Linked DNA regions of Mus musculus: region 2 is linked to region 1. The links are chromatin loops, found by intact Hi-C in ENCODE. Cell type or tissue: left cerebral cortex. All regions are shown on one strand.

Region 1 (5,000 bases):
GCTTGCTTCCAGCAGTTTGCCCCGCTTGCTCTTTTATACAGCCTGGGAACTCTGCGGAGGGGTGGGGTGGCTCTACCCACAGTAAGCAGGAACCTCCCACATCCATCATCAATCATGCTGCACAGACCTGCTGTTTAGATAATGGGATGACTTTCTTTCTTCCCAAGTGAGTCTGGTTTGTATCAAGTTGCCAAAAACTCACCACCAGTGAATGTTTGCTACTAAACCTGGCCCCCAAAAAGAGGAAACGTTTTTTAAAAGGCCAGGTACTTATTGGTTCAACGCAATTTTCATCAAAATTCCTATGTCATCCTTCACACAATAATCCCAGAACAAATTAGGCAGAGGTAGGGGAACCTCTGTAGTTTGAGACAAGTCTATTCTACAAAGTAAGTTCCAGGCCAGATGGAGGTGCGTGGTGAGAACTTGTCTAAAAATTAATAAGTAAGTAAATAAAAAAGAAACAAATTATTGACAGATGATATTGTGTCAAGTTAGAAATAGGTACATAAGGGAATCAATTACTAGAGTCAGGAGCCTGAAGAATAAGACAAATTTTTTTCCTGTCAACTATTCATGTGACAGGGAGTTAATATTTAGAAAATTATGAACTAAAAAATTTAAATGCCCAAAGAACAAGTAATCCAATCAATCAAACAAATTCAATAGAATTTTCAAGATAAGTACAAAAAAAATGGCTGTTAAAAGTCATGAAAAATGTTCATAGCCACAGTTAGCCACCAGAGACATGCAAATTAAAAGTACATTGAGATTCCATATGACCCTGGTCAGCCTTGTTGAAAGAAGGATGGATATAAATAAAGTATATTCTATATACCCATGAAAACTTCATGATACAGACTGGTTTGTACAGTTAGTGTATAGTAATTCATGCATATGACACAAACACACACACACACACACACACACACACACACACACACAGATCATAAGTAAGGGCCAGGGTCTGGAGAGGTGGTTCAGCATTAAGAATACACTTTTGGTACACAGATATTCCTGCAGACAAAACACTCATACACATTATACTGAAAGACCCACAACGTGAGGACTCCCCCACGTTCTGACTCAGGAGAGGCGACACCCCAAATCACTCACGAGAAACGGTCTTGCTGCAAACTGCAAGAGCACTTTTAATTCAAGAGTGCTCTCGGGCCCACGGTCATACACCATGCAGGGGTAGAGGACCGTGGCACCCCGAGTAGCTGGGTAAGTGGGTATTTAAAGGAAGAAACCACAACTCAAGGAAGTGGGGAGGGCTTTGTTGGAAAATACCCAAGATACCAGTTAAGAGTCACAAGGAAGTGCAAAGTCACAAGAGTCACAAGGAATACCTGGTAATTGTGCAGGTTATCTCTCAAGACAGTTTCTAAGAGCCCCTAACAATAGCACATTTGCATAACGGGTGTCCCCCCCCCAATGGTTAGGGTGACTTTCTTTAAATGAACACTCTTTGAACCCTGGAAGCAGGTGGGTGGAGGAACGTCGTCTATCTGTTTTATGATTATCATACCTTGGAGCATTGAGTCACAGAGGTCACATTCCCAAGCCTGGGCCTAAAGGCCTAGAATTTTGCTTTTATATTTTTTCAATACATATGTAAAGTCTGTCATCTGAGGCCTTTCTTTACACTCTGACGCAACAATTTATAAATACTGGCTATTTTATTGATTGGTTTTAATTTTAGACACATTTTAGCCCAGTGTTATTTAGCTTGATGACTGAGACATCTGGCTCCTTTGCATTTTGCATTGAGTTCAGGGCCTCTTACACCAACCCTGACCTGCCCAGCTCTGTGGTAATCTGGGGCTAAGTACAGCAATCAGTAATTATGATTAGGTTGTCTTGGGCATATCTGACCGGTTTGGATAGACGCTGGTCTGTTTTTATGCCTAACTACCGTTCTTTGTTTACTCGATAACTTTGGATTTAGTTTTTCTGGAGACTAGGTTGGACCACAAAGATCCCAATGAACTGTGACACCTGTAGGATTTGGAGGAGTGAGAAGTAAATGTGTTTGCTGCCCCCACACGGCAAGAATGGGAACTGCTAAGGAATCTGCATTCGGAGAGCCCAGAAGCAAAGCGTCCATTGATTACTGCCTCAAGGAAGGGGCCTGGAAGAATCGCTGGGCGCAACTCTCTCTGGAACAACAAACTAATGGCAGAGAAGTCAGAAGCGGGCCAGGAAGTATGCAGTACAGGAAACTGGATGTCGCTATATTATGGACAGTACCAGCTCTGCAGACTAACAGTTCCCCTTACAGAGCTGTGAATCTCACAGGAGGTGGGTGGTTATAGAAAACAAACTAGTGAATACCAGGCCAGGCAGGAGGTGGTAAACTTTTTGGAAGAAAACAACGTGTGTGTGTGTGTGTGTGTGTGTGTGTGTGTCCTAAAACTAGAAGTCGGGGAGCACAGAAGGTGAGGGCTAAGGAGGCCCTTCCTGCACAAACTCTCCCAACTGAGTTTCATACCTCGAACCCAAATAAAAGGTAGAAGGTGAGAACTGACTCCAACACACTGTGGCACAAACACAACGGTAATAAATAAATAAATAAATAAATAAATAAATAAGAAAGAAGATCGTAAGACATAAGGAAGAGAGAACCTTTAAGATGGGGAGACTTTTGGGGGCCGGTAATGGACTGTGTGTGTGACAGGAACATAGAAGTGGAGACTGTTGAGGGAGTGGGGATCAGCTAGAGGGAGCCGAAGATCCAGGGATGCTGGTGGGAGAGGCAAAGGAATTTGATTATAATGGATTATATTGACGCAGATGTATGAAAACGTCACAATGATATCCATTCCTTTGCTTACCAACGACAAATATTAATTAAACTGCATTAGTTACTTGATTCGTGGCTCTGACAAAATACCCAACAGAAGCAACTTAAGATGGGGAGGTTTACTTGGGTTCGCAGTTCAAGCACAGCCAGTCCGTAAAGGTGCACAGTATCATGGCGGCCGATGCCCGAGGCTGCTGGTCACACTGCATCTGCAGTAAGGAGGAAGCGGGGGTGTGTGTGTGTGTGTGTGTGTGTGTGTGTGTGTGTGTGTGTGTGAACGTTGGTGCTCAGCTTGGTTTTTATTCAGTCCCTGACCCTAGCCCGTGGAGATGTGCCAGCCACGCTTAGGGTGTCTCTTCCCACCTGGATTTACTTAACCTAGAAAATCCCTCACAAACAGCACCAGAGGCTCGTAACCTAGCAGATTGTAAACTTACCTAACTGCCAATATTAACCAGCGCCGGGGGTGGGGGGTGGGGGTGGGGGTGGAGTTAGAGGAAGGGAAAGGAGAGGAAAGGAGAAGTCATGTACAAACCCTGGAAGACGATGAAGAGAGAGAATGTATTGATGCCAGCCAGCTCTGCTTTTTCCCTCGCGTTACCCAGGCCCTGCTGCACACTAGGCTGGACCGGAAGAAATGCAGCTTAGTCGGCTGGTGGGTTAGACAGGATCTCGGTCTGCGTGAGTGCAGGAGAAACAGCTTTCTCTGGAGACAGTTTTCAGTGAAACAGCTCTCCTTTATTGGGGGTAACAAGGGCTATATAAACCTTGGTGAATAGTGGTTTTCGGGGTGAGTATACATTATTGGCTGGTGTCGAGCTGCTGGGGATGTCTGGTTTACGTGAAGAGGAATTCCAGATGCTCGATAGACGTGTCCTTATGAGAGAGGAAGTTTCACTGGTAATCTGGCCACCAGGCTACATGACCTCTCAAGGGTGGTGGAGGTGGGGGGTCGTGCGTAAGACTGCGTGCGCAGGGACATGCAAGCCTGGAGCAGGGAAGAAGCAGTCCTACTCCTTCCGGTCTCAGTTGGGGTGGGGGTGGGGGTTAGACGCATCTCGACTCCGCCCTTGCTCTGGACTGGCTCCTACAGGTTCTACAGCTTTCAGGCCCCGCATTGAAATGTTTAAGAATGCAGAGAAGCCCTGTCTCGAAAAAACAAAACAAACAAACAAAACAAACAAACAAACAAACAAACAAAAAGAATGCTTGCTTCTCTTGCAGAGGGCCCATATTTGGTTCCCAGCAACTCACAACTGCTTGTAACACTAATTTCCAGGGGGGTCCAATTCCCTCTGTGGCCTCCACAGGCACCCACAAGCAATTAGTGCTCATATAAACAAATAGGCACACACTCACACACAATTTTTGTAAATATGCGTGCGCGCGCGCATGTGTGTGTGTGTGTGTGTACATACATACTGGATGTGGTGGGATGGCTCTGCAGGTAAATGTGCCTGCTGCCAAGCCTGTCTACCTGAGTTTGATCCCCAGGACCCACATGGTAGAAGAAAAGAGCCAACCCCAGCAAACCATCCTCTGACCTCCACAGATGAATCATCATGACACATGCAAACCCACACACATACACACAAAATAAATAGAGAGATGTAATTCAGGAGGCTGGAGAGATGGCTCAGTGGTTGAGAGTACTCAAATTCAGCTCCCAGCACCCACATTAAGCGTCTCACACGTGCTGTGACTCCAGCGGGATCCAGGAGAGCCTACCTCCTTCTGGTCATTGAAGATGGCATACACTCGGATACATACACACAAGTAAAATAAACCAGCGCTGGAAAGATGCTCAGTAGTTAAGACTTGCCGCTCTTGCTGAGAACTGGGGTTCAGTTCTCTGCACTCACATGGTGGCTCATGATTCCCTGTGACTCAAGTTCTAGGGGACTCAGTGGCCTCTTTTGGCCTCCAAAGGCACTAGACATGCACTCGGTGCCCAGACACGCATGCAGACAAGACACTCATACAAATGAATAAAAATGAATATATTTTTAAAAATAAAATAAATTCTTTAAAAAATGTGATAAAAAAAATAGAACACATAAAAATAAAATACTTTTAAAAATGTGATTTTTAAAAATAATAGAACAAAACAAAACAAACTAATATTATTAAATTATCTTTCTGAAGAGTCTGTATTTGGGGGTAAGATTCCAAGAGGAAGGTAGAACTATTGGGA
Region 2 (5,000 bases), 65 kb after region 1:
AAATATAGAAATGTTATCTTATAGTGCAGGAAACAGTATCACCTTTGTAGAAATGGAAAATAAAAAAGGTGATCTATCTAAATGTTCATTGTTCCTAGCAAAAATAAAAGATCGTAAGTCAGTATATGCTGGCCACAAAAAGAAGTCTCTAGGACTACGACTGCTGAGGAGTCCTAGCTAGATCTCTGATGAGTCAGTCAGTACTAGCGGTGCTAATTTCCTAGACTTTTTGTCATCTAGAAGAACTTTTTAAAAAAGGCCTGAACAGATGTGATAGCACATCTTTCCATATCCCAGCACTTGGGAGGCAGAGGCAGGCAGATTTCTGAGTTCGAGGCCAGCCTGGTCTACAGAGTGAGTTCCTGGACAGCCAGGGCTACATTGAGGAACTCAGTCTTGAAAAATCAAAATCAAAATCAAAATCAATCAATAAAAAAGGCTGAAAATTTTATGTAGATATCAGAAATTAGATTAAAAAGAATAATCTATGTGAAAAATAATGTATGTGTAAATATATCTCTGTGTACAGATGTGTTACCATAAAAATACATTCCTAATACTTGAAAATCGTTTTACTTGTGAAGGTGAACACTTACCTGTAGAGATGGGTCATAAATGGAATTTTTCTGTATTCTCTACATCTCTTCAGTGATTAAGTATTTCTTTAGAAATCTAAACTATAACTAGGCAGGGTGGCACATGCCTTTAATTCCAGCACTTAGGAAGCAGAGGCAGGAGAATCTCTAAGTCTGAAGACAGCCTGGTTTACATAGTGAGTTCCAGGCCAGTCAGGGCTACAGAAATCCTGTCTCAAAAACCAAAACCAAACCAAACAAAATCCACAAGAAATGGGGACATTACTTTCTACATTTCTCTTTGCCTTCCCTTCTTGTAGTCGGACAGTCTTTTATACTCCAGGAACTGGTTCTTTAAAAACAAACTGCTTGAGTTATAAATTAAATACACAATCAAACATGGGCTGGGGCCTGACTAGGTATTAGAGCACAAAGACAGCAAGTAGAAGGCCTTCGGTCCTATTTAACAATACACACAAGGAAATAAGCAGTCGTGGAGCATGAAGCAGAGGTGTGCCACTCTAACAATGCAAGGACCTGAAAAATCTTCAAAGTCTGATGTGGAAAATTCTCCTGATTAGAATGTGCAAATCAGAGGAATGAGTATCTCCCATTATAACTGCCAGACTCATGATTAGTTTAAATCAGCTTTAAAATAATTAACTTCTTATGTATAAAAGTGTAGGATTAACAAGCAACACAGAAATTTTAAGATAAATGGTAAAAAAACTACTACTTCCTTAAAGAGAAAGGTGGCAGCGAGAAGCCTAATGACTGCTCCAAGTAAGCAACTCAACAGAAGGAAGCTGAGGAAAGCTTATGCTCTTTGCACATGAATTTAATCTGTGTTAAGTGTCTGTGTGTCACCTGAGCTACAGATGAAAGGTCAGTTGAGAGGACACATATAGAATCCTGAAGCTAGGTTTTTAATCTGAGGGTTGATCTCCTGGCCACTTTCCCTTAAGGTTTTCAGACAGATCAAGATAAGAAAGAGAAGAAAAAGGTACTTGGACAAGTTCTGCTTTCACAGTAGTTAGGTGAGCACTTACTTTTACCATCACAGGCTACAATTTTCACTTTATCCACTTTAATAAGTTCTGTCACCTCTCTGAATTCAACATCATTCAATACAAAAGTCCAAACATTATCGCAGAATCTGTATGTATTTAGAGAGCCCTTTAAAACAAAACATTGAGAAATGCCATGAGAAGCCATTGTTTCCCCTCATGCTTTATTTCAAAGCAACTCAAGAATGCTCAGCTACCAAGTATATATAGCCGCTAAAAGCAGTGTGCTTAGTGCTTAGCTTAATTTATTTAATTACTTACTTAATTTCATCTACTTAGAAACAAGCAAGAGAAAACCTGGATAAGTCAGCTTAGGGAAGAGTTTAAAAACATTTTAGCTAGCTGACTATTTTTAGTACTCTAAAACAATGTACAAATTACTTACCTGAGATGAAAAGGTGTATGAAAGCTTGAATTTGTGTGTCTACTGCCCTCTTGTGGATAAATTATGAAAATTCCATTTGAGTTCTCTCTTCTGAGAAAGGATCTCTCTACACAGCCCTGGCTAACCTGGAACTCACTATTGTCCTGGAAACTGTCTACTTCTTTCTCCCAAGTGTTAGGATTAAAGGTGTGCATCATTACATTCTGCCCATTTGATTAGAATTAAATATATATATATTTATTTATATACACACACACACATCTGCACATGTCTATGTGTTTGGTGCATGCTTACCTGAGTTTATATGTACTACATTTGTACAGATGCCTCTAACAGCCAGGGGGGGTAGAGGGGGGACTCTAATCCCCTGGAACTGGAGTCACGGGTAGTTGTGACCACCTGACATAGGTGCTGGGAACCAAACCCAGATTTTCTGCAAGAGCAATAAGTGTTCTTAGCTACTAAACTTTCTCTACAGCTCTCACTTTTGACTTTTTTTTTCTTTCTGTTTTTTTTTTTTGTTTGTTTGTTTTGTTTTGTTTTTTGAGACAGGGTTTCTCTGTGTAGCCCTGGCTGTCCTGGAACTCACTCTGTAGACCAGGCTGGCCTCGAACTCAGAAATCTGCCTGCCTCTGCCTCCCAAGTGCTGGGATTAAAGGTGTGCACCACTGCCCAGCGACTTTTTTGAGATAGGGTTTTACTATGTAGTTTTCGACTGTCCTGGAATTCAGTATATAGACCAGACTGGCTTCCAACTCAAAGAGATCTGCTTCCAGAGTGCTAGAATTAAACACATGTACCTGGCTCCATTTAATATTTAAGATTCCATATTTCATTGTATGTTTATTTTCTAAACTTATAAAAGAGCAGAGATTTTTTTTTTCTTTTTAAACATTAAGCCAAATCCTATCACTGGCTCAGAAGTATCACTGTTGCCTATTCTTTAACTCTATTTCTATATCAGTTTTTTTCTGTGACTCTGTGGTGTCACTTTAGCCAGAAACTAGAAAATTACCAAATTTTTCTCTCCATTTTATCATATCCATAGCTGTCAAGTTCCGTTAGATGTGCCTTTTAAAGTCTCTCCATTTCTAGCCATCCACTTGTCAAATTTTATACTATTAGAGACATGACCCCCCCCCCCCCCCCGCCCCACTTCTTTGAGCCCTGGCTATCCAAGAACTCGGTCTGTAGACCAGGTTGGCCATAGAGGCAGAGAGGCAGAGGCAGAGACCCAACTGCCTCTGCCTCCCCAGTCCTATGATTAGAGGTCTGTGCATTTATGCCTGGCTGATACCTTTTTATTTGACTATTTATGCACGTAGTTTGTAAGTATGTAAAACTGATAAGACATTTATAATAACATAAACACATATTTTAATCTCTTGAGTAAAATATAAGTCAAATAGAGACCTCATCTAGTTTACCTTTGCATTTTCAGTACCTAAAACAACCTAATAGGCACTTAAATACTTAAAAAAAATTCCTTTGTACTTTATCAAGAAAATATTCTTGCCTCAACACTGAGGTTTTCTTAAATGTAAAGTAACTCTTTTCCTGTATTGGCCTTCATATGTTTTAAGTTTATTTCTATAGTAGGGTTGCGCCTTGTAACACAGTGTAAGATATTAGAGAAATATAACAGAGTAACAACAAAATGTTTCTGTAGCGACTTCACATGGTAAACTGTTTTGCCACATTTGCCATGAGTTCTTAACTATAAACCACCATAATAGTGAGGATGGTATTTTGTTCAAAGCAGAGATAATCCAAAAGACAGCCAGCTACCAGAACAGACTTTATAAGACAAGCTATCTAAGGGTAGATGGGAGGCAACACAGAGACTCTACAGATAGCCAACCTTTCCTGAAGGACAGCGTGTGAAACATATAACTGAACTTAAGAATGACTCATCACTTACCTTCCATCTTGCAGCTAATACTTTCAGGCCTTTGAAATCTCAGTAATTCTCCAGGGGAAAAAAGCCAAACATATATAGGAAGATTTGTGAAACAATAAAATTAAAATCTAAAAGCAATTCTGAAACACATGGAATGGATGAACTTAGCACAACGATTATAGAACAAGTTCCCAAACCAGACTAACCAAATCTTGCTATGGTGAGTTAAGTCCACGTACGCTCTCAGAGTTAGCAGTACAGACTTCCAGATGCAGGAAGACATCCTTACCCTGAAATTGACTCTGTTCCTGACTCTCTGAGCCAATGCTGAATTTATAGCTTTATCAAACTGAAGTAGAACTTGAAGCGCAAGCTGGGGGGTGATCTGTTGAGACTGAGAACAAAAATGAAGAACATAAAATTCGCTAAGGGAAGAACATTAAGACAAATAAAGTATACTGACTGCAGTCTAAAAATTAACATAAGTTAATCAGAACTTGTACAGTGGAAACCCTTATTCTCCTGGGATGGTAAAGCAAAGCCTGGAAAGAACTACACCATATCTTGACGGGAAAAGGAAACCTGTGGTGAGTTTGCAAAGCCAGAAAAGACTTGCTAGTCCTTTGGTGGCTGAACAAAATAATCAACAAATGGGAAGCCAGGTTTTTTCTTTTTGTTTTGTTTTGTTTCAAGACAGGGGTTTTCTGTATAATCTTGATGTTTTAGCATTCATTCTATAAACCAGGCTTGCCTTGAACTCATAGAGATCTGCCTGTTCTGCCTCCTGAGTGCTAAGATTAAAGCTGTGCACCACCACTGCCCAGCTAAGTTTCTTTTCTTAATAAAACATTTAAGACCTATATATAAAGAACAAAATCAAACCATACCAAAGTCTATATAATAACACCAGAGCAGATGGGGCCAGGCATGGTGATGCACAGCTGTAATCCCAGCAGGTGGTGGCAGCAGGAAGGCCAGACGTTCTAGGCTATAATATTCTCTCTCTCATTCGCTCTCATTCTTTCTTTCTCTCTCTCCCCGCCCCCCTTTCATTAATATTTATTAATTTTAGC

What was found. Hi-C counts contacts between places; a loop is a spot of excess contacts. Peaks named below come from ENCODE experiments on the same cell type or tissue, not always from the same donor. Only the 100,000 strongest peaks of a DNase experiment are listed, where the experiment ranks them.
Region 2: a loop joins it to region 1, with 2.9 times the contacts of the local background. A loop is called at or near these places in 31 of 42 quality-filtered maps.

Annotation. Positions count from the first base shown.
Region 1 is chr9:70,081,358-70,086,357 of GRCm38, reverse strand. It overlaps Gm39369 (a long non-coding RNA gene), which reads left to right and starts at 3,313. Exons shown (of 3, transcript XR_870892.2): 1 at 3,313-3,461. In left cerebral cortex, a CTCF peak has its summit at 2,058; a DNase peak (open chromatin) is centred at 2,051.
Region 2 is chr9:70,016,140-70,021,139 of GRCm38, reverse strand. Gtf2a2 (general transcription factor II A, 2) reads right to left here. Exons shown (of 5, transcript NM_001039519.2): 3 at 4,217-4,321; 4 at 1,625-1,751. Among named protein-coding and RNA genes, the nearest start is that of Gtf2a2, 6.1 kb to the right of the region's middle. In left cerebral cortex, a CTCF peak has its summit at 2,071 (motif pointing left); a DNase peak (open chromatin) is centred at 2,106.